Regions from separate parts of the Mus musculus genome. Here region 1 is linked to region 2. A link is a loop called in an ENCODE intact Hi-C map of the cell type or tissue named here. Cell type or tissue: left cerebral cortex. All regions are shown on one strand. Links, peaks and the distances in the headings refer to the core of each region. The heading gives the core; the rest is flanking DNA.

Region 1 (15,441 bases), core at 5,981-10,980, 89 kb before region 2:
AGCTTCCCTTTGTCCCACGGACAGACATTGCTGGGTTCCCCAGCCTTGCCCTCTCTCTAGTTGCTGCTTCCTGATTCATTGTGGGTCCCCAAACCCACAAGCTTCTGATCAGGTTTGTGTCTGGAACAGTCTGGGATGGATACAGTACCCCCTACACAGCTAGCAGTCTGTGTATTTATTGGTTATCAGTGAGAACAACCTGGGCCCCAGGACATTGCCATAACTTTGGCTGTCACAACGTGAGGCACTGATACTCCCCAGTAGGTGGATGACACAAAGTTGCTCAGCACCCCAAAGACGCAGGCAGCACCTGACTGTGTGGCCTTAAGAAAAGCCAATCTGGGCTGGAGAGATGGCACAGTGGTTAAGAGCACTGACTGCTCTTCTGAAGGTCCTGAGTTCAAATCCCAGCAACTACATGGTGGCTCACAACCATCCATAATGAGATCTGATGCCATCTTCTGATGCATGTGAAGACAGCTACAGTGTACTTAGATATAATAACAAATAAATCTTTAAAAAAGAAAAAAGAAAAGAAAAGTCAATCTACACCAAGCCAGCTAAGCTTCTAGCCATCAGTAAGGATGGCCTGTGGGGGAGTGGGGCCCTGAAATGATCCAGTCAGCCCTTGAGGCTGCTCTGGTGGTCCTCCCAGAACACAGGTATGTGCCCATTGTCTTTCCTGGCATCTCTCTGAGCTGGTGGTGGCAGTTCTGAGCCAGGTCACATGCTCCTCTGTACTTGGGCCATGGTTCTGGGCTCTACTTACTGCCTACTGGAAGTGGCCACCTGTCTTAATCAGGGTTTCTATTCCTGCACAAACATCATGACCAAGAAGCACTTGGGGAGGAAAGGGTTTATTCAGCTTACATTTCCACATTGCTGTTCATCACTGAAAGAAGTCAGGACTGGAACTCAAGCAGGTCAGGGAACAGGAGCTGATGCAGAGGCCATGGAGGGATGTTCTTTACTGGCTTGCTTCCCCTGGCTTGCTCAGCTTGCTCTCTTATAGAGCCAAGACTACCAGTCCAGAGATGGCACCACCCACAAGGGGCCTTTCCCCCTTGATCACTAATTGAGAAAATGCCTTACAGTTGTATCTCATGGAGGCATTTCCTCAACTGAAGTTCTTTTCTCTGTGATAACTCCAGCTGTGTCAAATTGACACAAAATTAGCCAGTACACCACCTTCTGGTGCCTGGGGACTTACTTCTCCTAGGCTTTACATTCATGGTGGCTTCCCCTGTTTCTCACCCAGTGATCTAGCTTCTTAGAGCATCCATGGACTTCTTGGGGTTCACCCAGTCTGATTAAGGTACGTCTAGTGCTGGGTTTGGGGAGATGCTCATTGGCCAGAGCCTCGAAGCTGCTCATACAAGGACAGGATGATCTGGGACTGTGGTTGTGTAATGGTGAATGCCACAGTCCTGTCCTTTCCAAGTGTCTAGGAGACGCCAGATGGTGGAGGACTCCGGTACCTTCAGGTTCCACCCAGACTTCTGAAACATTAGGACTTTGAAGACTGTGGACAGAGGAACCCAGGCTTGTGACCAGCTGAGCCCAGGATCACCAAAGCCCACAGACCCAAGAGCCCAGCTAGACCCCAGGATTCCCGGGAGCCAGGCCAGCTCCTCATAGCTCGAAGAAGCATGGAGGCTATAGATGAATCCTTTTGCAGACCTTCCTTCCTCTGGAACATTCTGGAAAGTACATCACAGCTATAGGGTTCCCACAGCCTTCATTGGTGTGGACTCTGAGGACAGCATTATGAGAAGTGAACCCTGCTCTCCTTGTTCTAGAAAGTTCTTCCTGTTTCAGAGTTGACACAACCCAGCCCTGTGCCTGTACACAGGCTGTCTTCTTGTGTCCTCCTCCTCCTCCCTCTCCTCCCTCTTCTCCCTCTCCTCCCTCTCCTCCCTCTCCTCCCTCACCCCCTCTCCTTCCTCTCCCCCCTCTCCTCCCTCTCCTCCCTCTCCTCCTCCTCCTCTTCTTCTTCCTCCTCCTCTTCTTCCTCCTTCTGCTCTCTGGAGTCAGGGTTTCTTTGTGTAGCCCTGGCTGTCTTGAAACCCACTCTGTAGACCAGGCTGGCCTTAAACTCACAGAGATCTGCCTGCCTCTGCCTCCTGAGTGCTGGGATTAAAGACGTGTGCTACCACTGCCTAGTGTTTTTCTCTTTTCTTAAAGTTATTTTGCAAGTGTTTTCCATGCCATTAAGATGTCTGCTCTATCATTAGAAGTGTTATAGATTTTCCAATCCTTTTCTGTTACCCCGAGTCCACAATGGACCACCATAGCTCATTGCTGTGATCAGAAGGCCCTGAAGGCTGAGGTCCAAAGTCAGTGGGCTGGGTGGCCATACAGGAGCTGGGGCTGGGGGGTCCTCTTCTGCCTATGTATAGTCATCTTCCCATGGGAAAGCTTCACAGGCAAAGGGTGGCATTGACCCCATCAGGAAAACCTACCCTCATGCCCCCATCTACTGCAGACATCTTTCAACCTCCTCTCCCTCAACACTCTTACATTAGAAGTAGGCTCAGCGTAAACTCAGTCCACAGCAGGCAATACAGTCCTATCCCTTAGCATGACTTCTGGAAGGAGGTTGCAGTAGTTCTACTTAAAATTTCTTGGTTAGAATTGTGATACCCAGTCACACCTAGTCTGTAACAGCTAGAGAATGTCCCCAGCTAAAATTAGGTGGCTCCACAGCAATATACTCCGATACAGAATCTGGATGGAGCCTGCATAGTGGTAGTGCTGAGCACTTTGAATTCTTGCATTCAGGCGTGCCCAACCTTTGACACTGAGCCCTGATGTCATCATTGTCTATAAAATCCACAACCAGGAACCACACAAATGAGTTACAAAACACACATCTCACAGTGTCTGACCTAAGTTTATAATATTGTATGGACCCTGCCATAGCTATACTCGGTGACATGTGGCCCATGGATCTATCATTTATAGATTATGCCTTGTGGCCCAAAATGACTGCTGGAGCAGCTGCCATTGTGCCTGCATTCCAGCCCATAGAATCTTTTTCACTGAGTCATGATAAGGGGTGAAAATTGAATGCATTCATCCAGGGCTGGGGTTCTTATTATTAGCAGGAAAGGATGTCAGGGGTTCCATACTTTTGGTGACCTCAAGGATATTGCACATAGATGCCAAATAGGGCACCTTCTTATTTTGACATTCACTGTCTAGCTCCCATCTCTGCTACTTAATATCGCAAGCCCCTAAAAGTCACACTGTTCCAGTTCCTCCTGGTGTGAGAACTGCCTCTTCCTCTATACCAGGCATCATCAAAACTTGACGTTCTTTTGCTGAACTGGTGTGAGCTGGGCTGAGTGGTTGGCTTGGGCATCAGGGCCAGCGCCTGGCGCCTGAGCTCAGGGTATCTCCATCCTAAGATAATGCCAGCAGCTCCTTGTATCTCCCTGAAGTCTAAGCTGTCTGAGTCTGAGCCCCTTCCTGGGCACGCTTGTCTGAAGGGTTGCATGATTCTTTCTGACAAAATTCTAAGTGGACGAAAGGTTCTAGGAAACAGCTAGATGTACTTGGAGGCATTCTAGAGGCAGTTAATAGGCAAGGCGAGTCTTGAGTTGAGAGATACTCTGTTCTCTACAGCACTGACAGACAACCACGGTGATTATAAGGAATGAGAATGAGGTTAGCTGCATCTCTGAGACTAGAGGTGCCTTACTTCCTACTACAAGTCTCTCTGATCACCTCTGCGGGTACAGTAGGCATGAGAGGGAGGTTGACTTTTCTCTACCCAGGCCTGGGTGGTGATTGGCTGGAAACAAGATGAGGAGGTGGTTCCAGACCTAGGACAGCTGCAGCTTTGTCCATCCTCTTACTAGTGGGCATATACATTTCAGATTCATGGACCGGCGGAAGGGGGCCAGTAGCTTCTGTTTCAACGGAGCCAGTTTGTATATTGAAACTTTATAAGTTGTGGAAACATTGCTCCTAAAATGGGCTTCTCCATAGCCAGAGGAAGGCAGGGGTGCCCCCAAGACTCTTCACCAGTACATGTGGGAGTAGTGTGGGCCATGTGCAGAGGCACATGAAGTTATGCAGAGAAGGAACGTTCTGGTTACGGACTGACCACGCCCAGGTGCTCACCGGAGTCAGTGAGAAGATGAGAAAGATGTCCCTGTCCTTTCAGCTCTATTGAAGAGCAGTGAGCAGCAGCAGGGACTGCACGCTACACGTGGAGTTCACAGCTCACAGATTGGAGCTTTTGCTTGCATGTAGTTGCAAGCAGGGGTAGGGTGAGAGGTGACCTGTGGCCTCCTCCAGAGGATGCTGAAGTCACTGAATGGCCTCAGTTAGACTTAGGGCTTTGTGGAAATGGGGTTCCTATGATCTCAGTAGGGAGCGCTAGAGAGTCAGCAGGAATGGTTTGGACGTGGGAGGGAGGCCAGCATGAGGGCACAGGAGAGGACTGTCATACATGGAGGACAGAGGCTGCTGGATTCTGAGAAGCCTGAACCAGAGTTTTATATTGACTATGTTAATGCTCCCGTCTTTGATTTTGGTCTTCTGAGCTGTGGGACAAGGGTTTCCTGTGGTCTTGGGCCAGTGTGCTTTGTTACACAGCCCAAACTGATCGATAAACCCAGCTTACAGAGTACGGGTAACATCAGTCCTAGGTGGCTGCCCTGGACATTCGCCCCATGGTGCCAACCTCATTGTCCACTTGTGTTCATGGTTCTTGGAGGACCACTGCTGGGGGGACCTCTCTCTCCACCCAGCCTTGCATCAGACCCTTGTGACCTCCCTGGGGGTCACTCTGGCTCTTACTGTCTGGCAACCTCACATTGCTTCAGTGGTGGATTTTGTACACTAGTGACTCAGGCTCCAGGCCTTTGCAACCTTGGAGACCCATAAGCGCACCAGGGTCCCCAGAGCTCCTACAGCCATGTTCAGCCTTGGCCGTGAACTGTCTTCTCCCTTCTGGTGGTCAGATACTGTGGCGGTTTGAATAGTTTAGCCCCCACAGAGTCATGTGTTTGAATTCTTAGCTGATGAAGAGTGTGACCTTGTTGGAGTGGGTGTGGCCTTGTTGGAGGAAGTATGTCACTATGGTAGTGGGCTTTGAGGTCTCCTATGCTCAAGTTACACCCAGTGTGCCACACAGTCTCCTTCTGCTGCCTGGATCAAGATGTAGAACTCTCAGCTTCTTCTCCAGAATCATGTCTGCTTTCAATTCACCATGTTTCCTGACATGATGATAATGGACTAAGCCTCTGAAACCATAATCCATACCCAAGTGTTTTTCTTTATAAGAGTTGCTCTGGTCATGGTGTCTCTTCATAGCCATAAAACCCTAAGAACAGAAGTATCCACTGACGGCCAAGACTAGAGGTCCAGACACTCACTAGCAAAGCCTATGACTGTCCCAGGGTCTGCCTCCAACTGCTGCACCTTCTGATAGTGCCCTTCAACATGGTGCCGCCATATAGAAGGCAGAAAAAGTCATCTCCTTGCTCATCACCCTTCCCTGGTCATGTCTTGCCTCTGCCTCAGCACCTCAAGTGTCCTCCTTTGAAGGTATGCTAGCTGAGGTCCCTGTAGAAATTGGGGTGGTTTTTGGTCACACTTGTATCTTTGTCCCACCATGCTCTGACTGGGGCCACTGATGATGACCAAGTCCTAGTGACCTCATGGCTTTACTGTCCTACCACAAGTATCTTGGAAATTAGACTGCGTTGATGGTGATCCTGTGGCTGCACCAGATGGGGAGCACTCAGGACACATTTCCCCACAGGATGCAAACACATTTCAGAATCAACCCCACCTCTAGCAGCTCATGGGAACTCCAGTACAAGGTTCCCAAGGTGATGACAGACTGGCAGGGCAGGCATTCAAACTGCACCCACAGACAGCTTCCTTCCTGTCCATGGTAGCTGTTTTAGTTAGGGTTTTACTGCTGTGAACAGACACCATGACCAAGGCAACTCTTACAAGAACAACATTTAATTGGGGCTGGCTTACAGATTCAGAGGTTCAGTCCAGTATCATCAAGGCAGGAACATGGCAGCATCCAAGCAAGCATGGTGCAGGAAGAGCTGAGAATTCTACATCTTCATCTGAAGGCTGCTAGGAGAAGACTGGCATCCAGGCAGCTAGGATAAGGTTTTGGGTTTTTTTTTTTTTTTTTTTTTTTTGGTTTTTCGAGACAGAGTTTCTCTGTGTAGCCCTGGCTGTCCTGGAACTCACTCTGTAGACCAGGCTGGCCTTGAACTCAGAAATCCGCCTGCCTCTGCCTCCCAAGTGCTGGGGAGGATGAGGGTCTTAAAGCCCACAACCACAGTGACACACCCACTCCAACAAAGCCACACCCACTCCAACAAAGCCACACCTTCTTTTTTTTTAATTAGGTATTTTCTTCATTTACATTTCCAATGCTATCCCAAAAGTTCCCCATACCCTCCCCCCAAAGCCGCACCTTCTAATAGTGCCGCTTCCCAGGCAGAGCATATACAAAGCATCACAGTAGCCCAACAAAAACCTTCCAGAAATGACACTAGGCAATAGAGTGAGGAGCTTTTATGTGGGTGGGGCAGGCCAGCTTCCATAGCACCTGTTTTAGCTCTGTGTGCGACTCAAGCTGCAGGCAGAGTAGGTTCAGACAAAACCTGAGTAAACGCCCTGCGCCATGCAGGCTGAAGGTTCTCGTGAAATACCAGCCCAATTTCCTGCTTTCTTTTTCTCCTATCAAACAAGCCAGAGATGAAGTAGACATGTCCAAGACACAAAGGCCTGAGCAGGAGAGCCCTCTCCAGTGGGTTTATGACCGACTGGCCATCCTCCTGGAGAATCCAGGCAGATTGTGCAAAGAAGGATTGCATTTAAAACTTACTTGTATAAGACAGAGAGGTTACTCCAGAGACAGCCTTGAGGGAGAAGCTTGAGCCTGACCCTGAGTGTCAGGGACACTGCTATGTATCAGGAGACCTGGAGCTGTGGCTGGCTGCTTCCACAGTCCTAGGTATTCTAGGAGGCAGCCTGAATTGCTCTTCACTCGGCACAAGATCTCAGCAGCAGCTGAGGCCTGAGGCCCACTGGCACTCTGGGGTAGGGTTAGTTCTTGATATTCCTGTAACCACAGCCTAAGCCAGCCGGCCTCAGGGACTACAACACACGGTTGTGTGCTAGACAGACCCACCTGGGCCCATGTCTTCTCTCTATATATTGTTCACAACATAGCTGGCTCCAGGACCTGAAACCAGGAGCTGGGTGGGGCTCACAGGTCTGCTTTGTTTGACATACATTCTGCACTTAAAACGTGAGGGATTAAGTGCCAATATCGATACTCCGTGAATTAATGTAAAAAAACATTCTGATTTGGGTCTTTCAGGAAAAATAGGAAGATCATTGGCTAGGTTTAAGGCCTAACTGCCTCCTCTGGGTCGGACTCACTAGCTTCCCAGTGCCTGCTATTTACTTGCAAATGTTTGGAAAAGGGGTTATAGCTCAGGGGTTCTTAGAATCTCAGATATTACTGGGTAACATAATAAGTTTTGATCAAAAGCTTCACGAGTGAGTGAGTAAATGAAATTAGTGAATGAGTGAAGAAACAAATGAATAAGTAAAGAAATGAATGAATGAGTGAAGAAATGAATGAGTGAAGAAATGAATGAATGAGTGAAGAAATGAATGAGTGAAGAAATGAATAAGTGAAGAAATGAGTGAGTGAAGAAATGAACGAATAAATGAATAAGCAAAGAAATGAATGAATGAATGGAGAAATGAATGAATGAATGAATGAATGAGGAATTGAATGTGGCAATGGAGACAGGGAAAAGCCATGAATAAGATGGCCCTCAGAACCCATGCAGTGGGGGGGTTCTGGGGATAAATCACACCGTCTGTTTCCTCTTCAGACTGACTTTGTAGCCTGCTGTGTGACTGGCCAGTCTCTGGCCGCTGAGGTCGGTCCCAGACATCTAGTCCTGGGTGACAGACTGCTACAAGGCCCTTGATGTTCCTCCTGAGGCCTGGGAAGGCAGCCCATGCCCATCTGCTCCAGCTTCGCGGCGTGAGGCCTGCCGTGGGAGCTTCTGCGCTGCCTTTTAATGGCCCGCTTTGTTCTTGGCTCCGCGCACGCAGCCAGCCTGCTCGTCTGCTGAGCGGCCACATGCCAGTCATTAAGATAGCAGGCTGCCTGTGGAGCTGGACAGCTTCCATCACCGCTCACTCGCCTAGGAAAAGACCCCTTTCTTTCTGGGAAGGAGCCTGGTGACACAGGAGTGTGCCTGCTGCCTTCTCTGTCACCAACTGTCAATTTGGACTTCAAGAGGAGTCCGTGGGTGCCCTGTGAGGACAAGGAAGCCGCACCCACGGCCTGTCCTTGTAAGGTGCATGCGTGCCTCCTAACTATAGTGATAGTCTTCACCCTTCTCTTCAGCAAACCCAGGCCTGTGCTTGCCCTACCCACCTGGACCAAGGCCAGCAGTTCTGTGTCCCTGGCAGACGGCCTGGGACCGGCAGATAGATGCACGGGAAGCATTTGCTGCATCCCCTTTAACTCTTGCCTTCTGTTCTGCAAGTGGGACAAGGAGCATCGCTCTGGACCAGTGACCCCAAAATGCTTGTCCTTGTGGGGAACACGGGTCTATTTCAACATGCAAAGCAGGTGGGAAGCTGCTAAACATAGCTTCTGGGCTCAGCCCCAAGTGCTGGGTCTTTCTTCTCTAGAGTTCATTCACATTAGTGTGCAAAGCAGACCGGCTCTGATGAGGACACCCCCTACACACACACACACACACACACACACACACACACACACACCCATTCCACCCTAAGCCTCCCTGCAGAGCTCAAACTGGCTAATCTCACTATCATAAAGCAGAGTCTAGCCAAGGAGAATAACGCCCCAGATAAGGAGGCAGAATGGGACCCCAGATCATGCCCCGTACCCCTATGCTGCTCTGCCTGCATGGACCCGAGTGGGAGGCAGAAGCAATGCCCTCTGTCACTCCTTATGGACTGGTTAGAGGAAGGGTCAGTCGGGGGGAGCATGCAGGGACAACTCCACAGCCACGAGACTGAGGATGGCCTGTAAGCTACCCCTGAGCCCCAACTTTGTATGAGCAAGGAGAATTTAGAGACAGAGTTCCCCTGTAGACCAAGGCTGGGCCTCAAACTACACTCCAAGGGACAGTGGCATGGTCCCAGGAGGCTGGGATGGAATCAACCTCCTGTGTGCTCTGAGATACATGTTGGCGCTCCACTGTTGGGATCCCCTTCCCAAGGACAGGTTTCTTGCAGTCCTTGTAGCCTGACACTGCCCCTGGGTGGATTGCCGGTACTACCTCCAGGACCAGGAACTCAGCTCCTATAGAACAGGTCCTATAGGAAGAGCCTCTGTGCTCTTCCAAGGGTCTCCTTTGCATGCCGAGGGGACCCCAGATGCCCACTATGCTACAGGAAGCAGAACAAAACCTGGATGTCTCTTCTCATTGTGTGAACAAGACAAGGGTGCTCGTCATACTGCTTGTTTGTATGTGGCCCATCGAGTGACCAAGCTTCCAGTTCCTGTTCCCCACAAGCTTCCTGTGGCTTCCCCAGTAAAGTACCAGCAACCAAAGAGATATGGAGGACATGGCAGACACATGCCCTTTTCATTGGCTTTTAAAGAGTGTGTGTGTCTCTCTGTGTATGTGCATGTTTGTGTGTGTGCATGTGTGTCTGTGCATGTGTTTGTGTATGCGTGCATGTGTATCTCTGTGTGTGTCTGTAAATATGTACATGTGTATGTGTATCTGTATGTATGTGTGTCTGTATATATGTACGTTTATATATATGTGTGTGTCTGTGTGTGTACGTGTGTATGCATATGTGTGAATATATACATATATATATATATAACATATATATATGTCTCTCTGTGTGTGCATATGTGTGTGTCTCTGTGTGTGTCTGCATAGATGTGTATATGTGGGTGTGTATGTGTGTGTTTGTGTGTGCAGGGTATGGCTGCTCTAGAATGGAGAGGTGTGTATGTGTGTCTCTGTGTGTCTGCATATATGCACGTGTATATGTGTATGTTTGTATGTGTATGTGTATATGTGTGTGTATATATGTGTAACTCTATGTGTGCATATTTGTGTGTGTCTGCATATGTGTGTGTGTTCAGGATGTAGCTGCTCGAGAATGGAGAGGAGGAGGCCTTGAGAGGCCATTGTATGAAGTTCTGAGATGAGGCCCAGGCTGCTGTTGGAAACCCAAGGAGACTGAAGATGTCAGGATCATGGGGCATTTGTTAAGAACTGTGGGCATGGAGTGGGCCATTCCAGGGAAGAATTCATGTGTCCGCTGTCTGACAGGCAGAGCAGGCTGCTCAAGCCTTCTGGAACCCATCTGATTCCGTCACAACTCCAGATGCTGAGCACGGAGCTGCAGGGTTTGTGTTTTCTGGGCTGGGTTTTTTGGTCTTGCTTTGGGTTGATCATTTCTTGCTGTACCTCCATACCTCCATTTTGGAATAGGAATATTCACTTTGTAGCATTATATGCTGGAAGTGTGGTGGTTTGAAGGAAATGTCCCCATAAGCCTCAGGCACTTGAATACTCCTCCCCAGTGGGAGGCTGTTTGGGAAGGACTAGGGGGCATGGCCTTGCTGGAGAAAGTGTGTCACTGGGGGAGGGTTTTGAAGTTTTAATAGAGCCACACCATTCTCCTTAGCTCTCCTCTGCCTCCTGCTTGTGGTTCAGGATGTGAACTCTCAGCTGCTGCTCCAAAGCCATACCTGCCTGCCTGCCTGCCTGCCTGCCTGCCTGCCTGCCTGCCTGCCTGCTGCTGTATTCCCTACTAACAGGGTCATAGAGTCTTACAGCGCAGGAAATGTAAACTCCAAATAAACACTTTCTTGTATAAGCTGCCTTTTTTTAAAAGATTTATTTATTATTATATTTAAGTACACTGTAGCTGTCTTCAGATACACCAGAAGAGGGCGTCAGATCTCATTAGGGATGGTTGTGAGCCACCATGTGGGTGCTGGGATTCGAACTCAGGACCTTCAGAAGAGCAGTCGGTGCTCTTAACCACTGTGCCATCTCTCCAGCCCATATAAGCTGCCTTTTATCACAGCAGCAGAAAAAGAAGCTAATACAGGGGTAGCTAGTTTCTCATTCATAACAATACAATTAAGAGACTTTGGACATTTAAACTGTTGGGGGATATCTGAAGTTGGACTGGATGCATGTTACATTATTAAGGCAGCGATAGTCTAAGAGGATCAGGGGTGGGAAGTTATGGTTTAAAGCTGATGACTTTGGGTGTCAAGTTGGGGTTATGATAGTGTTAATTATCAGCTTGGTATGAACTAGAATCACACCAGACATGAACTGTTAGCATCCCAGAGAAGGATGGCTTCTGGGCAAGCTTGTGAATTTCTTGCTTAGGTTAAGTGGGAAGACACATCTTATTTGTAGGAGGGGTCGTTCTCTGGGCAGGGATCTAGGACTGTGTACAAAAGGAGAAACTGAGCTAAACATAAGCTTTCATTCTTCTCTGCATGCTGACTGTGGATGCCATGGGATCAGCCCCCACAAGCTCCTGCAGCCCTGATTCCTCCGCCATGATGGACTGTGCAGCCTTGAACTGTGAGCCAAGATGAACCCTTTCTCCTTGATGTTGCTTCTGCCAGAGAATATTATCATAGAACCAGGAAAAGAAAGAAAGATGCCATATAGCTGCAAATTAGTTAAGCTTCTTGATGCTTCTGGTGGGGTATGCATGCATGCCACGCCCACCCAAGAGCTCTGGATTAGTGAAAGAAAGACACATACATGCTAGATAATTTTAATATGCTCAATGGTTGAGCATTTCTAAACCTCCCCGCGGCTAGTACACACACCCCCTCTGATATTCCTGGCTTAACACCTTCTAAATCTATGCCTTATCTTTGTTGCCCTGTTCCCTTCTGGGCAGCCCCTCCCGTAGGGCTGCCTTTCCTTTCCACATAATTGTTGGATACTTTCTCTTCTGCAGTTCTTAGATTTGATCCCTCTCCCTCTGAGTCATGGCCATTGATTCTCTTATTTTTCTCCCTTTTAAAAGTCCCACCTCTGTCTCTCCTTACAAATCGAAGCCAGCTGGGAACAAGGGTCCTCAGCATCTGGAATCACAACTTTTGGGAGCCAAATTAAGACAAAGCATTAGAACTGATCCCTAGCAGTGCCAGCTACCCAGTACCAGCCCATGCTTGATTTTTTTCCCCATGGTCCCTATATTGATCACTTTCCCATTGCTGTGGTAAAACTCCCACGATCAAGGCAACTTAGAGAAGAAACTAGTGATCTGGTTCCAGAGCATTCGAGTCTATGCTGGTGGGCAGCATGGCAGCAGGTGGCAGGCATGGCAGCAGGAACTAAAAGCTTGGATTCTGAACTTCAAACGTGAAGCAAGAGAGAAACTGAAGTAGGTGGGGTTTCTGCTCTCCAAACTTTCCCCAGTGACGTAAGGCCGCACCACCTAAACCTCCCCAAACAGCGCCACCATCTGGAGACCAAGTGTTCGAATGTCTGAGACCATGGGGACATTCTCAACTGTACTATTCCATTCCCTTAGTACTTTCCCACAAGTGGTTGGTTTGACTGATGTTTGATTAACTCTGCATTTGGTCTTTGTGTCTCTTAATTTTTTTCTTAATCTAGACCAGTTCTCCTTCACTTTTCTTCCATGCTAAGGCCTATCCAAGAACCCAAGCAAAGCCTCCTGCTTGGATAACTCTTTGCAGAACATACTGTTAACTGGCTGCCCTGCCGTACTTCCTTGGGTTGAAAAGGAAAAATTCATTGGTGTCCTGTGGCTCTGGAGTCACACACACTTCCATAAATGTGGACAATGGTCAGTTAATTCATGTGGTGGCTACTTGGTGCTGCACTCTGTCAGAGGGAATGCTGGCCCCAGGACATCCAACTTCCCAGAGACATTTGCCTTAGTGGCCTGAGGCTCACTGGTGATCGGTGATGGCCACCTGAGTAATGGCTTCCAGAGTGCTTGCAGAGGGCCAGTTCTCACTTTCTACACCTACCCTGGATTTGTTAACCAACTGCTAACAAAGAGGAACTGTCCATATCATTTGCTCCAAGCTTATAAAACACAGAAGGATCCGATGAGTGCACAGTTCTCTCCCCCACCTCCTTAACTAGCAATTGTCTGAGGGAGGAGTTAGTCAGCACAGACATGATCTCCAGTGGTCGGAAGGGAGATTAAACCTTTTTCATTATTTTTTGGTGTCGTGGGAATGAACTGGGGGTGCACACATGCTTGTGTGTGTGTGTGTGTGTGTAATTAATTCTCTAAATTACACATATTTGAACCCGTTGCAGGCAGGGTGCCTGGACCGTCAGAGAAGGTCTCCTCAGCTCAATGCCCTAGGTCATGACATAGGTCTACATAGTCTCTGCCCTTTCCTTAACCTTTTGCATAACCCGAATCCTGCACGTACACCCCCTTTCTTCCTTTGCTTTGTAGTCAGTCAGCCACAGCAGGTGGGTTAGTTAGCTGTTCAGCTGCCTCAGGGCTGCCAAGCGGCCAGGACTCCCAGCCTCCTCAGGAACATGGAAATAAAAGCTGTTTTTAACCATGAAATCCCAGGTCTTGTTCACACCTACAGCTCTCCTTTGCTACTTAGCCAATTAGACCCTGCACGGGCATGCTTGTCTCGGGCAATAATAACTGGGGTACCTTCTCAGAACTGTTGATTTTCCACAAAGAGGGGGAACCCCCATGGCAGAAACTATGCTGATAGTGGGGACTGGTGCAGTGTTGTCCATGGCCTCTGCAGTTCTCCTCTCTGAAGATGTAGCCCGCTAAAAAAAGTCCAGTCTGAATACCGCTCTCACATCATTTGAAATAAATCTTTTTTTCCCCTCTACTTGGTTATTGTATAAATCTTGTATAAGCTTTATTTTGTTGGCTTCTTTTTAAAGGATACTTTGTTTTAAAGCTGAAGGTTATTTGTTTATTTATTCTTAACATGGAGAACAGCCACATGGTTCTGGCATCAACTGCTACAGCCAAGTACGTTTGGGAAAGTTAAAGTCTACCACCCCGGTGCTCCTAAGTCACTATTTTTTATTAGCTTCTTATTTATCTTTCTAGGTCATCTTTGCAACTACAAATAGCCTCGTGTGTATTCACGTTTGTCCTTTTCCACACAAACAATGGCATGCCACGTTATCACACCCTGCCTCTTCACAACAGATCTGAAACACGTTCCATCTCTGAGGTGGTAGGGGCGCCAAAGAGGCAGCCCAGCAGGGTTTGCCGTGGGGATGCTGGCAGCGAGGCACTCCCTGGACTTCAAGGCATCTCTGCTACTGAGAAGGTGAGTGTCAAGCTTTGCTCCAGACTCTAACCAACTGGGGGACTCTGAACTTGACTCACATGTCTTACCCCGCTAAGCTTTTTTTCTTTGTTTCTTATTTTTTTTTCTTATGTGTATGGGTGTCTTTCCTGCACATATGTTTGTGTACTGTGTATACATAATCAGTATCCTCAGTGACCAGATCTTCCTGGGACTGGAGTTTTGGATGGCTGTGAAGAGCTACATGGGTGCTGGGACTCAAACCTGAGTCCTCTGGAAGAGCAGCCAATGCTCTTAACCACTGAGCCATCTCTCTAAGCCCTACTCTCTGAAGTTTTGTGACCATGCCCCCAAATTCATGTCCACTTGAGCCCATGAATGTGAGTTTGTGACACTGTGACATTATGAATGTGAGTGTGTGAGCCTTGGAAGGACTGCTCAGATAAGGGTGAGGTCACCCTGAACTCACTGGGGGAGGTCATGTGAGAACTGAGGCAGCAACTGTTGGGAGGTGGCATAAACCAGGACACCAGGGTCATGGAGAGCACTAAAGAACCCTGAAGAGACAGGAATGGGGTCTCTGGAGTTGCCATAAACACCTTGTTCTCCTATGGTTGGTTGACCTGGGCCCCTGGGTTATAGAATGGAGGGAGAAGTCATTCCCCGGTGTATATCATGGTCCTGAGGCCCAGGTGAGGGACTAGCTCCTTCTCCAACACCCCAGGGTGGTGTGTTCTCTAGGGGTTCAGAGAGTATGCTGCAAAGGTGATATTCTAGGGGGCTGGAGAGATGGCTCAGTGGTTAAGAGCATTGCCTGCTCTTCCAGAGGTCCTGAGTTCTGCAACCACAAGGTGGCTCACAACCACCTATCATGGGATCTGATGCCCTCTTCTGGCACACAGGGGTACATGCAGGTAGAGTGCTCATATACATTAAATAAATAAATTTTTTTGTTTTGTTTTTTGTTTTTTGAGACAGGGTTTCTCTGCATAGCCCTGGCTGTCCTGGAACTCACTTTGTAGACCAGGCTAGCCTCAAGCTCAGAAATCCACCTACCTCTGCCTCCCAAGTGCTGGGATTAAAGACGTGTGCCACTATGCCCAGCTGTTTTT
Region 2 (15,441 bases), core at 4,089-9,088:
GTACCGCCCTGACAATCAGTGCCATGTTTAAGCACAGGTCTATGAGCTCCAAGGGACATCTCACAGGGCCGGGAGAACTTGGGCTTTGAGAGGGAGCTCAGCCTTACCTCCAGACTGCTGAGGTCTGAGCTTCGGAGCTGGGGCTGTCTGGTGGGTGCAGGGGTGGGCCGGGATGAGGGCTGGGCGCTTCGATGCTCCTTGAGGCGCTCGAGTAGGAGGTAGTAAATGGCGGCAAAGTGGTTGTAGCTGCTGTTCTGCAGAGACTAGGGAGCAGGGATGGTAGGGTCAGGACGAGCCCGCTCGGCCTCACTAACCACTAGGCTTCCCTGTGAGACTCCTCCAGGTGACTCCCGGGCAGTCAAGAATATCCTTAGACAAGCTGGCGCTTAAACTAGACTGTAGCTCTGTTTTAACTCCACAGCAAGGGCCCTGCTTTTCCCAAGTAACCCGATCCCACCAGCATCTCAGGATATGAGGGCTAGGCACAGCCAGCCGGCCACCACACAGCTTGCTCACCTCTATAGTCCGCTGCCGGTCGATGCCGAGGGCCTGCATGATCCCTAGCACCTGTTCGTTGTAGTCGCCCAGGTTGGAGGTGTAGCCTTGCATGTCGAAGGCAGGGTCATCCTGCTGCAGGAGAGTGGGGTCGGCCTGCATCCACCGGTGCTGGCGGATCTGGGCTATGGTGATGCGCTTAGCGGGGTCCACGACCAGCATGCGTCTGATCAGCGTCTCACAGTCTGTGGACGGGAAGGGCTCACACTGAGGATGCGGAACTGGGCCTGGGGGCTCATTCCTACACCCACAGTAGAGCTGGTCACACAGGCAAAAACCACCCACATGACAGTCAAGAAGTCTGAAGCTGCCATTTTAGATTCCCCTGCTACAGAGGAAAGCCACCATGTTGGGGACCAGACGCAGAGAAAGACGCTCTATCTCTCTAAGTACCTCCTGTTGTGGTACACGTGAGGCTAGGCATAGTTATGAAACAGAAAGCCTTGTGTGTAAGAGGGGCTGGCATCTTAGCTTTGCAATCGACAATGGGGGAGTTGCAAAGATGAAGGGGCAATGGCTGGTGGGGGGACTGCAGAGGCAGGCTTATAGGAAGGAGACGGACTGCAGGGAGAGGTTCCTGTCTGAGTTGTAAGTAGGCCACTGGAAAGCACCTGTGGCTTGGGTTTCTGTTGCCGCCTGATCACCCAGTCCCAACTCGACTGCAGATTTGCTAAACAGCTGAGCAGGCACTGCCAAGACCCACCCACCACCTCTTGCCTAAAGCCACCGCCAGGCTTACCCAAGGCTCCTCGCACCCACCTTGAGACATGAAGAAGGGGATGCGGAAGCGGCCCTCCAGTACCCGCTGTCTCAGCGTAGGCAGGTTGGGCCCGTCGAAGGGGAGGGAGCCACAGACCAGGACGTACAGCACCACACCGAGGCTCTGTGAATGACCAGACAGCTCAGGTTGGGACCCTGCTTGCCAGCTCCGGGGACTGTGCTGGCAGGCAGCAGGGTCCACAAAGGGCTCCTACCCAGACGTCCAGCTGGGGACCCTCGTACTCCTTCCCCTCGAAGACTTCAGGGGCTGCATACGGGGGGCTCCCACACCACGTGGACAGAGGCTCGCCTGGCTTGTAGAAATTCCCAAATCCAAAATCTGTGAGGCAAAGGGAGAGAGGCACCCGCATCAGCTTGGGACGCGCACGCACTCGCGTCCCCACAGGGCCACCCCTCGCCCGCCAGGCGCTGGCATCAGTTTGGGACTCGTATGCACTCGAGTCCCCACAGGGCCACCCCTCGCCCGCCCGCCGGGCACACACTCTTGCCTGCTAGCTTGATATCCATGTTGCTGTCCAGGAGCAGGTTCTCCGTCTTGAGGTCCCGGTGGACAATGTGGTGGTTGTGGCAGTACTCCACGGCTGACAGAATCTGCCAGAACTTCTGCCTAGCCTCGTTTTCACTCAAGTGCCCGTTGGAAGTCAGATAATCTGAGGGAAACAACAAAACAGTCACACCAGAAGACACCGAGCCGGGGTGGGGGTGGGGGTGGGGGGGTCCTGGGGGGGGGAGGCATACAAGAGAAGGCGGGCTTCACCTAAATTAGCTATGACGAATTCAACTCACCAAACATTTCTCCATTTTTTGCAAATTCTGTGACAATGTAGAGCATATCCTTTGTCTCCATAACCTGAAATAACAAAAAGGAAAAACTTAAGTGGTAGAGAAAGGCGCACAAAGAAGCCGTGATAGTCGCACTTGAATCCCAAACAACCTTTGACCTCTCTCCAAGAAACAGCCTCCATCGTTTAAGGAAGGAGAGAGGGAAGGGGAAAAAAAATCCCACAACCCAGAGAAGCAACTTTAAACACCTTGGGAGAAGCCCCTCTGGCCCACCATCCTCACAACCCCTCCTCTTAAAGGGGACAGAGCCACTAACAAGACTGCACAGGGCAAGCACTTGGCGTGCCTGCCTCCTGGGAGCTCAGGGGGCCATGAGTGCTAGAATCCTGGGAAGGTCCTTTTAGAAGCCCCATGGACAAAAACCATAGCAGACTGAGTGATCAATACAAGTACCCCACCCCCACTCCCTCTACTGACAAGACATTAGGCCTTAAGAACACCTTAAGAGCAAGACATTAAAGCCTTGCCAGGTAAGCTACAGGGGATTGCTCTTTGTACAGTGCAGCGCCTGGCATGTGTCAACAGAAATGGTCAATGTCAACATACACCTTCAGAGTTCATTTATTGATCGGCAACTTTGTTACTTTAAAAAAAAAATTAAACCATAACTAAGCAACAAAGATTCAGGGTTTTGGGTTTTTTTTTTTTTTTTTTTTTGGTTCTGAAACAAATCAAAATTACACTTATGCATACGCATAGGTTAAATATTCCAGGGGAGCCAGGTATGGTGGCATACACCAGTAATCCCAGCACTCTGGAGGCAGAGGCAAAATTACCGGAAGTTCAAGGCCAGCCTGGTCTACATAGCAAGTCCTAGCCCAGTCAGTCTACGTAGTGAAACTGTCCCAATACAACAAATAAAGGAAGAAAACATCTCAGGGAGAGAAAGAGACTGTATTGCAATAGAAAGAAAGATTTCTTTGGGTTTAAGACATGCTGTTATTCCTTTAGAAGATACTTTAAAGACGCTTTTTGAGTCATAAATTTTACTAAGAAATGTGTTATTAAAAACCGTAGCAATTCAGCTAAAATTTCAGCCATTGTCCCCCTCCCCACAGTGCAGCAGAAGACCTCTGCTTAGGCCTTTTCTACACAGAAGAAAGGGAGAAGGAAAACAAACTTAGCGTCTATATCTTTTAACGTTTCAAGACCCAAAATAAACCAACTGTGTTGATATACATCTGTCATCAGAGACTACAGCAGGAGACTGCCCCAAGTCTAAGGCCATCAGGACACAGAGAGCACCAGGGCCAGCTAGAGCAGCTAGCTACATTGCAAGACCCTATCTCAACAGCCGCAACCAGACAAACACTCCCCACCCCCACCCAAAGGAGAGAACGGGATGCCTCAGCAGGACTCTGGGGTCAGAGGTCAGGTGAATGAATGCTAGACACCAGTATCAAGACCAGAGTACCAGTTGGCTTCAGCAGCCCACTCAATCGTGAAAGCTGAGTCACTGAAGACAGGAGCTAAAATATCCACTCTGACATCCATCGCCCGGGTAACATTTCCTCAGTGGTAAGAGCCTACCTAACCCGGTGGGCAAGTGGAAGGCAGGAAGAGGGTGCTAAGACAGCATAGACTGGCGTCCACAAACAGACAGGAGCATAGGAGTCTACCCTTCCCAGCCCCCTCTCTCAAGCACTGGCCCCGGAGGAAACCTGTCTTCGAGTACAACTTAGAGATGAAGATTGAAATAATGGACAACCCCTGAGTGCACAGCCCTAGGCTCTGTGCTTAAGAGATTCCGAGGGAGCCGTCACCACAGGCCAAACACAAACTCCGGAGACTTGTCTGCCTTTGTTCTGAGAAGGACTGGCCAGGGTAATTTTAAATTACAGTTCTTTCCCCTCCTGAACCATAAACACAGCTTTTCCAACTGTCCCTTGGAGTCACCTCAGGCTCATGAGGATCCTGAGAGTCACTGACAGGACTTACACACCAACACAAGCAGATACAACAATAACAACACCACGAGGGCTGGCTCCTCTATACATTGAGCTATTTCACGGCAGCAGAAGTGGCCAGTTATCACAAGGCAGATTGAGGAAGACCGTCAGGAAACAAAAGACAGAAACGGGTGCGGCATGTCCTCAGCCCAGCTTAAATGGCAAGTTCATAGGGCTGAAGTATCTCCCTTGCTTCCCCCAGCACTCCGGGCTACACTCGGGAGACGAGGGCTACTGCACCCCAAGACACTTTAAGGAGACCTGGGAAAGAACAGCTGCTTTTTAAACGTTTAGCAATCCTCTGCAAAGGCGGAAGTTTCCAGTTTCGCTCAAGTTTGTCCTTCACTCAAGCCTGACCGTACATACATATGGCTATCCTCACAGTGACAGGACTTCAACAACGGACTTCAACATGTGCAAAACTGGAACACATTACAATACTAGATAAAATTGGAACGAGGCAAAAATCAAGTAGAACCCAGAGCAAGAGACTAACAGTCAATAAAGCTGCAGAGCCCAGTGAAGGTCAACCTAGTTACTTTGTACTCTGTGTTCAGTTCCCACACAGCCTTAGAAACGCTGACTACCTTCAGGGACCCAAGAAGGCTCAGGGTGTGACATGTGGAAGGATGGATGTGCTCACGGTGCGGCGAGGGTCCTTCGGCTCACCTGATAAAGCTTGATGATATTTGGGTGGTTCAAAAGTTTCATGAGCTGGACCTCCCGGTAGATCTTCTCCAGATTGCTAGAATCTAACCGTGTCTTGTCAATTATTTTTATTGCAACCTACAGATTTTAAAAAGAAAAAAAGGGGGGGAAAAACTTCAAGTAACCTCATTACTTCATTTGTACTTTTTTTTTGGACAAATGAATTTCTCAAACATTTGATGTCTTCAAGAGGTCACAAGAAGTTGGGGGAAAAAATTAAAAGAAGCCACTAACATTTTTTAAAGGGATAGAAGTTAAATTAAAGCCTCTGTATTTTTCAGCTAGCTTTATTACAAGGAGCTGCTCACTTCTGTTGTGTTCCCCCCTCTCTATTTCTCTCTCTCTCTCCCTCTCTCTCTCTCTCTCTCTCTCTCTCTCTCTCTCTCTCTCTCTCTCTCTCTCTCTCTCTCTCGGAAGGGGGCGGTTGCTGGTCATTATTATCTTTGCTCTTCCCTAGTAATTGTACAAATTATGTAGAAGCATAATACAAAGCTTTTTTCCCCCTTTACCAGACTAAACAATGTCATCGTTTACAATTGTGACAATCAACTCCACAGGACTGAATCAGCACAGGGGGCCACCCCCTGGCTGGATCCACCCCCTGGTTTAGTCCCCCCCCCACACACACACACAACACGCGCGCGCACCTGCGTTTTGGTGACTCGGTGCCGCGCCAGCTTAACCACTGCAAAATTGCCTTTGCCCAGGGTCCGTTCCACGTCGTAAAAGCCCACCCGGAGGGGCTTCTGCTGGCCCTGGCCAGTGCCTGAGGGGACCGCACTGAACTCCGACATGATCACCATGGCTTCGGGCCGCACCTGCGGGTCAGCGAGGAGTGCGCTCAGCACCGACCGACTCCGGCTCGGTCCCGATCCCATTCCCCGCCAAACCCGGCCACTGAAACTGTGTCCGCCAGGCCACCACGCGTGCGTCCTCAACCCTCTGTTCCTCCAGCCCCAGGCTCCTAGTGTGGCCCCGACCCAGGTTCGCAGCTCACACCCCCACTCGCTCATTCCTTGATACAGTATCTCCTCGGCTAAAGTCCCCACGCACACACTCCTCTATCCCGAACCCCCAGCCTGCGCCCCCACGCGCGCGCCCCCTCGATCCCAGGTTCCCTCAGTGCGAGCCCCCACGCACGCGCCCCCCGACCTCCGGTCCCGGCCGGGCGCGCGCGCCAGCAGTCCACCCGCAGTCGACCCCAAGCCAGCTCCTGGACACCCTACGGTCCCGGGTTTTCACCGCGCTCCCGTCCACCAGTGCCAACGCTCGGCTCCTCAGGACAGGCTCCACAACCGGGCGCTCGCAGACCCGCCTCCGGGCGCCGACCCGCAACAATAGGGAGCCCGCCGGGCTGGAGTCCTGCCCGCGACCCCAGGCGCGCACCTGCGGGTTTCGGAGACCCGAACCCGCGCCATTGCTCACCTCCGCCGCCCTCCGTGAGCCCGACCCGGGATGCCACCCGCTCGGCTGCTAGCTCTGCTCCGGTGCCCGCCGTTCGCGCCGCCGCCGCCAACGCTGCCGCCACCGCCCGGGCCTCGCCGCATGTCAGCGCCCCGCCGCCGCCGGCCGCACGCGGCAACGCCCCGCCCCGCCCCGGCCCCGCCCCGCACAAGCCCCGCCTCGCCCCGCCCCCCGCGGCAGGCACAGCCCATTGACGTCGTTTTGACGCCAGAGCGACGCGCGGCCCGGTGCCTGCCGAGGGGGAGCGGAGATCGGGCGGTTGCCAAGAGACTGGAGGCTCTGACGCGCGCGCTGGTGAGGCCGTCGCCATGGCGACCGCGGGCGGTGACGTCAGGGGCCCGGCTCAGCAACCGCCCGAGACTGCTGGCGCCCCCTGCCGGGCATGGGCGACACTGCTGTAGCCCACCCCCCCACCCCACCCCCGCCCCCGACTAGGAGACCGAGCCTGCTTTAGGACCACTTCCAGGGGCTTCATGGTGGGTACGGTGCCCTTTGGGTGCTCAGTGCTCGCTTCGGACTCAGCAGGGTGGAATAGAGCTGCGGGATTTTCGGCGTGGGACTCTGGGGCTGATGGCCCTAGACTGATCAGTCTGCTATGCTGGGCACTCGATGTGCCGCCAGCAGTGGCTGCCCCTTGACCCTCACTTCATCCCTGAGAGGGCCGGCCAGCTGCAAGAATGCCTGGCTCTAGGAAAGTGTTGGTTAGTTGAACGCCACTTACTTTTGTTATAGAAAGAGAGAGGGGGGGGGGGAGGAGAGAGGAGAGAGAGAAAACCTCTAAATATTCAGCAAGTTGGAAAGTTAAAGCAGGAAAACGCGACTCATTTTCCCAAAGCCTCCTGCTTCAAGGGCCGCCTGGTCCAGCAGTGGTGTCCTGGGACAGCTGAATAGGACGCGTGCTTTAGACACGGGCTGCAAAAGGACCCAGCCACTACTCAGGGCTGATAGGTGGGGCCCTTGGAGGACTGGGCACTTTGCCCATTTTCTTGCTGTCTGCCAATTGGCCCACCCTGTCTGTCCCCAAGCTGCTTCCAGACAACAGATAGGACACAGGGCGGCTGGGACCTTGGAACTGACCCTGAGAGTGCCTGCCGGAAGCAGGGCCCATTAAAGGGGAGACGGAGTGTGGAGAGAGTGGAAATGGCATGTGTGTGACTCCTTCTGTTTGTGTTCCCTCACACCTCATCAGAAAGTAAGATGTGTTCTTAAGGGCAGACGAGAAAGGGGACAGACGATTCTCCAAAGGCTAGGAAGGTGGCGGTTTGGAGCTAAACTTCTGTGTCTCTCTTCCTCGTGGCTTCCTGTGTGAGAGAAAAACTAGCACCGGGTGGATTGATTAATCACAATTGATTCAGAATTCATCAGAATTCATTCCTCAACGGAGGAAGACTTCCTGGGTAGAGGCGGGTGGTAGGCTGGCCTGAGATAGGGCTCGCAGGGGCCAGCCATGTACTACTGCTACTGTACATTACTCCCACAAGGATCGTACCAGTTGCAGCCCTGCCTTTCCCGGTCCGTGTGTTTTGAAGGACATTCAAGGACAGTAGCCATCTCAGGGCCCCTTAGTCTTCCAACATGCTCCCCCTGGTTTGTCCCAGGTTCATAAATCAAGGTTTGGGGCAGTTATTTAGTCTCTCCTATCTGAACAGCTTACTGCTGTTCCCCTCACCCCTGGGCGTCCTAACATCTCTCCCTGTTCCCAGGAGAGCTGCACAGAGGGTAGGAAACCCCTTGTTCTTACCTCATGGGCCCCCATCCTTTCCCAGCCTGTCCACCCACTGGCCTCGGTCTAGCCAGAGCCTTCCCAAAAGGTCTGAGGTGTTCTTCGCAAGCATGTCATCAGTGTGAGGTTCCAAAGGACAAATGGCTGAGGTGCCTATTAACCTGTCAGGGCTGACACTTGCGTTAGTATGTCTCAGCATCTAAAGTGCCTGGCTCCTCTCAGCCGCCTTATTCTTATGTAAGCTAACCATTTTGGCCATGGACTGACTCTCTTGGTTCTTCTTTGGTCTCTTTCTCTCTCTTCCCCTGCCCCCTCTCGGTCTTTGTCATCTTGGTCTTCTTTGTCTCCCTCTCTCTTCTTTATCCTCTTGCTCCCCATTTGTCTCTCTCCTCTCATGGTCCAGTCTATTGTTCTGACCATGTTCCATCTGGACCCTTCCAGAGGCCTCTGGTGGTTCTCTCCCTCATGACTACAATAAAAACAAAAACAAAAAAATTCCCCTCAACCATACCTCAGTCATGTCCTCAAGGCAACACAAAAAGCTTGGGGCCCAGACCTAGTGGAGGATGCTGTCCGGAGGCAAACCCGGATCCAGGCAAGTGTCTGGCCCCTCCTGAGCATCTGCTTCCAATAGCTGTCCTGTGCCAGCAGTGACCATATCTGTTCCTCCCAGATCCTAGAGGAGGAGCTTGCTGTGTCCATAGAGGCAGAGAGTGGGGCTGGTACCTGGCACTCTCTTGAAATCCTGTCTTCCCCAAGTGGTTCTGTGTCATTGATCCCTGGAAACTATTTCTTCCAGCACCTTGTTTTTTGTTGTGTTCTGTGGTAATGTTTTGGCACTTGAGGAGGAAGAGAGCACCAGGCATGCGCTGCTTTTGGAGACATGAGCAAATGACTCAGGGATTCCTCACCTAGATCAGGGGAGGGGCACTAGATTGTGCCAGTGAGGTGACTTGGTGACACAGTACTCTGACTGGCAAATGAGAACCACTCTGTTTCCCATCACACCTGTCCTGGGAGTGTGATGGTCCTGGAGGCTGGTTTTCTTGCTTGGACCATGAAGTTGGAAGTCCTATCTGCTGGGCCGGAGCTCTTCAGCTGTACATGACTATGCAGGCCATGCCACGGCCCTACCTTCCCGACCTAAATCGACACGCACAGAGCCTGGAGTTCTACACCAGCTCCGAGAAATGGGCCTGCTACCCTGAGCTGTGAGGACCTTGGTGTTCCTCTGAGGAGAAGGGTGGCTTCCTGTATCATTGAGAGTTGAACAAGACACCCTTCTTTCTTGGCCCACTCCACTTAGTACCAAAGGGCCCCTTCCCCTTCTGGCTGAGTCTCTCTTGGTTTCATGTTTTGCACAGCTTCTGCCTGGTGGCTCCTGAGGCAGTCAGGAAAAGTGGGCTGCCCCAGCCTGGTCACTTACCTTGTTCTATTTGGGTCCACCTTACTTCTGAACTGTGACAAGCTGCTGTGTGCTGAGGCAGAGTCACAGCCCAGGTTTAGAATGACAGCAGAAAGGAGGCCTAAGACTGAGGAATCCCCAGTCATGGGCCAGGAGCTTAGTGAGCAAGTCTACCCAAAGGCTGCCTAGCCTTGCCCTTGATAGCATCCCACCTACCCAGAGGCACCTGCCCTAGAATGCCGCTGTTGTTAGAGTATGCCTGGGCAGGGACATCCGCCTCCCAGGACAGTGACCAGATCAGCCAGCAGGAACCACTTATCAGAGCAACAAATCAACAAAACAAGCCAGGCCCCTAGGCTCCCAGCTGAGAGAAGTGGGAATTCTGGAGACATGGGACGGGACACAAATGGGAGGTGTCTGGGTTCTGGAGAGGTGGCCCAAGACAAAACAGATGGAGAAGCACCTGTGCACATACCAGTCGATATGTGTTTACCTATGGCCAGCTAGCCCTGGTTACAGAGCACCAGGCTTCCTGTTTGTAATGGGAAAAGTATTCGTTAATTAAGATTTCAGCTTTTGGGTCTTTTAAGTTTTATTTCTCTCTCTTTTTTTTTTACATTAGCACATAGAGTAATAGGCTTCACCATAAGAGTTTTATACACCAGCTTGTTTATTCTCTCTCCTCTCCTTCTCCCCTTCCCCCTTCCCTCCACATGGCTTTTTTCCTCTTTCAAATCTCAGTATTGGCTTACAGTCGTCTCCCCACCCCCAACCTTCCCAGAAGACACCACTTCCTCTCTCTAGTTTGAATACCTGTGTGTGTGTGTGTGTGTGTGTGTGTGTGTGTGTGTATTCACATATAGAAATTAAAATCTAGGCTGCATCCATGAGAGAATGTGTGGTATTTGGTATTTGTCTTTCTGGGCACGAACACCTAAGATAGCACTCAGTTCTATCCATTTTGCTGCAAATGTCATGGATTCATCTTCCTTTGCAGCCGAATGAAATCCCTTTGGGTGCATGGAGCACATTTTCCTGTTCATCCACCCAATGGTGGCTAGCCAGGCTGATTCCACGTTACCTGTCGTGAACAGTGTAGCTAGAAACATGGATATACAAAAAACATCTGCGTTATACTAGCTTGGGTTGGTAAGGCTGGGTCATAGCGTAGTTCTACATTTAGGGTTTTTGTTTCTTTTGGTTTTGGCTTGTTTGTTTGTTTGTTTGTTTGTTTGTTTTAGAACTCTCCTTTGCTGGTTAGTTTTTGCCAGCCAGCTGGGAAGAGAGAACCTTAACTGAGAAGGTACTTACATCAAATTACCTTTGGCATTTTCTTGATTGACAACTGATGTGGAAGGAACCAGACTACTTTGGGTGGTACCACCCCTAGGCAGGAAGTCCTAGGTGGTATATCGAAGCCGGAGGAGTCTCCATGGCCTCTGCTTAAGTTTCTGCCCTGTCCTCCCTTCATCATGGACTGTGAACTGTAAAGCTAAAATAAACCCCCTCCCCAGCGTGCTTTTGGTCGCGGTGTTTATGACAGCAGTGGAAAGCACCTCCATACGAAACTTCACAGTGACTACACGGTCTTGTAGTACCGCCCTGCAATACACAAAGGTTGGAAGCTTAATTTTTAATTTTTTTTTCCTTTGGGAACTCAGGGCCCTTACATGTTCTAGGCAAGTGCTCTTCCACCGAGCTACCTTGCCAGTCGTCATGAGGAATCATGGGCACTTGCAGCAACATGCCTTACTCAATGGTCCGAACCTGAGGACCATGAGGCCTTTGAATGCCTGTGTGGCCAACCTGTGCTACAAACTTGTGAGGTTGCCGGAGATGGATGGGGTCAGTGTCTATAGGATCAGCAAGGGCCAAAAAGGACCATCAGAACCTAGTCAGTCGGGGGCCTTGTTTAGGAATGCCTCCTTGGGACTGCTCATCTGCCCTGGGGAGACATGTCTGAAGTCCCCCGTGCCTCCTCCAGGATGAATAGACCTATGTTCATGAATGTCAGCTCTTTGCTGTTCAATCAGAGGAAGCGGGCACCTGGGGAATGTCAGTTTGTTTTCTGATACTGTGACAAAATGCCCGAGCCCAGAGAGCTGCTTTGCGGTGGCCTTCTTTGGTCGCTGAGGCTGCTTTATGGTTTATCGAGCTGATGATCCTGAAGTCTGGAATGTCCAAGAGCAGGATGCTGGCTTCCCTCCAGAGCCTTCTTCCTGCATCATAAGGTTGTCATAACTTGATGCAGGCAGCAGGTGCGCCAGCTCAGGCCCCTGTACCTTCCTCTTCCTATAAAGCCACTAAAGGCCCTAGGGAGCCCTTCCTTTGTGAACGCATGTATCCCAACTACCTCCCCAAAGCCCCAGCTCCACAGACCATCAACATAGAAATTTGGGGACTAAAGCGACAGCAGGTGAACTTTGAGTCTCCCAGCTCAGACCCTGGGAGTGGGGTGAGGGTGGGAAAGGCAACTACAAGGAGGACACCTTCAGCAAGCACAGAGATGAACAACGTTCTGACTGTCCACATGGCAGAGTCTGGGAAGCTCTGTCTGGAACAGATATGGAGAGAGAGCAGCCCCAGGGCCCCAGCATGACCCGGAGCCGGCCTTATGCTTTACCACTGGGCTCTCTGCAGGGCTGCACAGGGCGCTGTGACTCCCATGACAGATGTTTAGTGGTGACTCCCATCCTCTCGGGCCCACCAGCTTTGCACACAGCAGACTGCTGGGTTTGTTGGTTTGTTTTCTTTAGTCCAGACAGAAACCATATATACAAGTTTCTACAATCCGTATGAGCCGTGCTAGGTGCTAAGGGTGTGAATGTGAGCAAGCATGCCCCAGACTGCCAAGAAATGGTGACACACAGGGTGACACCCTGCCAAGGTCAAGGTGAGAAGGGACAGGTCAACCCGAGTATTATTTGCACCAAGAAGTCCGCTATCAGATGGCCCCCAAAGGCTCATGAGTTAGCAGCTGTGGCGGCACTGTTAGATGCTGGAAACCCTGGGGTTGGATGTCACCCGCACCATCTTTCCAGGGCATTGGTTCTCAAAAGACAGACAACTGAGGGGCTGGAGAGATGGCTCAGTGGTTAAGGGAGCTCTGAGATGCTCCTTTTGAAGGTCTTAGTGTCAGTTCCTAGCACTTCATGCGACACCTCACATCCATCTGCAACTCAGTTCCAGGGAATCTGACACCTTCTCCTGACCTCTGTATACATGAAGTGCAGATATAGGCACAGAGAAAAAAAACACCTGTACGCATAGTTAGTAATATATTTAAAAAAGATGGACAATTGAGACAGGAAACCATAATCAAGCCACTTGCAAAGGACAATGACGCAGGACAGTGAAACAGAGGGCTTGGCAGGGACAGTGGCCTTGGATGACCTGTGAAGTGTGGACTTTGGCACAGGCCCGAGTGTGCCCCGAGGGTGCAGGCAGGAGGCAGCCATTTGCCTCTTCCCTATGAATTGTGACCTGGATATGGGGTCTGGAACAAGCTCTGAGTTCAGGGTGGAAAATCTGTCAGTGACCTTCAGTGAGGCCAAGTGTCTGTTTGCAATGTGCTGCCCAAATGTTTGCGTGGCCTCTCCAGAGGCGCTTGAGGGCAGGTGTGGTACTTCAGGTTTACCGAGACTTGAGGCATTGCTGACAAGGTTGACAGGGAGATAGAAAAGACAAAGAAACTTAAGGTTTAACCTTGGCAAGCAAGCTGGAGAAGGGAGCAAAGAGTTGGAGACCTGGTAGCTCAAGAAGTAAAAGCAATTCCCTACCATTTCTCACAGCTCAGACCCCGAGCGTGGGGAGAACCCACAGTGATCTCCAAGTAAAACCCACAGTCGTCTAGGAGGGATAGCCAGAGAGAGAGAGAGAGTGAGACCTAAGGGCCTGGAGTTTGGCTTTCCCCTTGTTTTCTGGATGGAGCTCTAGTGATTTTTAGCTGCTTGATGTAGGGAGAAGATGGCTCCTGAGCACTTGGGCCTTTCCTATGAAATTACAACCATCCATTTTCGTGCACAAGGGGTGTTCTAAGGGTTTCTTTTTTCCTGAAACCAAGCCAATTGCAAGGTCAACAGTTATCCTGCATACCCAGCTGTATCTCCATGTCCTTTCTGGGGTGTGTGTGTGTGTGTGTGTGTGTGTGTGATTGGCTACTTTCTTTGATGCTGTTACAAAATCCGGAAGAGAAGAAACCTGGGCAGGAAGGGTTTATCACAGAGCTCAGTTTAAGGCTGTAGTCCATCATGGTGGTGGAGGCTGTAGCTATGACAACGGGAGCAGGAGCTAGCTGGTCACTTTGTATCCAGTTGGAAACCAAGAGAAACAAACGCTGGTACTTGGCTGGCTTTCTTCCTGTTCCTTTTTGATTGGATCCTAGACACTTCCTCAGTTAAACCTCTCCAGAAATGCCTTCAAGTGTTATCTCCTAGGTGGCTCCAAATCTCACCAAGCTGCCGGTCAAGATAAACCATCACAGTGGGCATGCAGGCTTGCCTATACTAATAACAGTATATAACACAGAGCCACGTTTCTCTGCATATACAGACCTATGATAATGTTAATCAATTAGGCACAGTGGGAGATTAACACGAACAACTCATACTACAGAGAAACCACAACATTAAATACAAGCTATGTAATGTGCTCTGTCTCCTCCCAAATACCACTGGGCTGTGATCACCTTTCCTATGAGGGTGACGTTCGATGACCCTGGGCCCACGGGATGAGATGCAATGAGGTCAGTGACACAGACCAGACATGTGACCACATGGGATTTGGCATGCCCCTCCCCTGAGACACAAGCACGAGCGTTCTGAGAGTCTTTGAAACCCAGTGAGGCAAGTCGGTGGGCATCATATACATGATGCACCATTCCTGGACAGGATGGAACAAGATGGCCTAGGGTTTCATCTTGGTGCTCAGGTGTTGCACAGTGATTTCTTTCTAGAAATTTCCATGTAGTGTTTCCAGACTAAGGTTGACCACAGGTAACAGACATCATGAAAGTGAAATGGGGGAGGGGAGAGGGGAGGATGGCTCTACCGGGAAATGTGCAGCAGAAAACCAAAAGATTCAGAAATACATAGAGATGAAAACAGGCTCAGGAGACACTCTTGGTGCTTGAAGTTTCCCATCCTGCCGTTTGTGACCACAGTATGGTTCTGTCCACATTAGGCTCATGCCTGCCTTTCCCCAGTGGCCTGTGGAGAAAGCACCTTGCCTTGCCAGTATGCACCATCAAAATCCTGGTTCCCAATCCATAAAATTACATTGTGGGAGGATGAACTGTGTCCCATGCAAGCATTAGGCTGGCCCTTCCTCTTTTTCTCCTGGAGACTGGACTCCTGCAGGAGAGAGATTTGGAGCACAGGCCTATGGCCTGGGGAGACAATGTCAGTTCCCATTGCTCCCAGACTGCTCCGACACCCCCCCCCCCCATCCTTAGAAGAATACTTAAGAAGATGGGTCTGAGAGTCAGGGAAACATTGAAAATGGATGTGGGTTAGTTAGCACTCTCTGGAGAAAGGAGTCCCTGGAAGCAAAAGGCAGACTTACCTACAGAAATCAGAGGGTTGAGGCTGGCAGTCACTTGTCACCACAGCCAGTCCACAGAGCATGTGGAGGCCTGTCCCTAGGTTGCCAAGGTGATCCACAGTCTCCTGCCTGTGAGGAAGGCTGCAGGGGTTGACAGTTTTTGTTTTGTTTTTTGTTTTATTTTGTTTTTTTCCCTTTCTCTTGGCCAGCAGTAGGGTATTCATTTTCTCTGACCTGGTTTCCATGGCGTCGGGTATTGTTGCTGTTTGTTTAAAGGAGTAACCAACTTGTGTCAAGAGATGCTGAGGACATCGTTGGATCAGCTAGGAAAAATGGCCCGTGTTACTGTCATACCCCACATACCCTGAAGACCCTGCACAGGGACCTCATGACAGCCAGGAGCCAAGTAAAGGCGTGCTGCAGCAGTGTGAGATAGAGCCAGCAGCCAGCACACACCGTGAGGCTGGCACTGA

The links. A loop is a pair of places that touch in the nucleus more often than their neighbours do. Peaks named below come from ENCODE experiments on the same cell type or tissue, not always from the same donor. Only the 100,000 strongest peaks of a DNase experiment are listed, where the experiment ranks them.
Region 1: a loop joins it to region 2, with 4 times the contacts of the local background. A loop is called at or near these places in 7 of 42 quality-filtered maps.

Annotation. Positions count from the first base shown.
Region 1 is chr17:31,758,884-31,774,324 of GRCm38, forward strand. No RefSeq gene overlaps it. Among named protein-coding and RNA genes, the nearest start is that of Gm30316, 31 kb to the left of the region's middle. In left cerebral cortex, for the core only: no CTCF peak of the experiment used is centred there; DNase peaks (open chromatin) are centred at 8,150 and 8,559; H3K27ac peaks cover 193 bases.
Region 2 is chr17:31,849,412-31,864,852 of GRCm38, forward strand. It overlaps Sik1 (salt inducible kinase 1), which reads right to left and starts at 6,393. Exons shown (of 14, transcript NM_010831.3): 1 at 6,261-6,393; 2 at 5,483-5,653; 3 at 4,797-4,913; 4 at 2,122-2,185; 5 at 1,824-1,985; 6 at 1,530-1,654; 7 at 1,315-1,438; 8 at 517-740; 9 at 108-263. The coding sequence starts at 5,638. It overlaps Gm41565 (a long non-coding RNA gene), which reads right to left. Exons shown (of 3, transcript XR_876743.3): 2 at 15,203-15,291; 3 at 14,904-15,109. In left cerebral cortex, for the core only: CTCF peaks have their summits at 6,661 (motif pointing left) and 6,860; DNase peaks (open chromatin) are centred at 5,565, 5,745, 6,565, 6,915 and 1 more place; H3K4me3 peaks cover 2,843 bases; H3K27ac peaks cover 2,208 bases.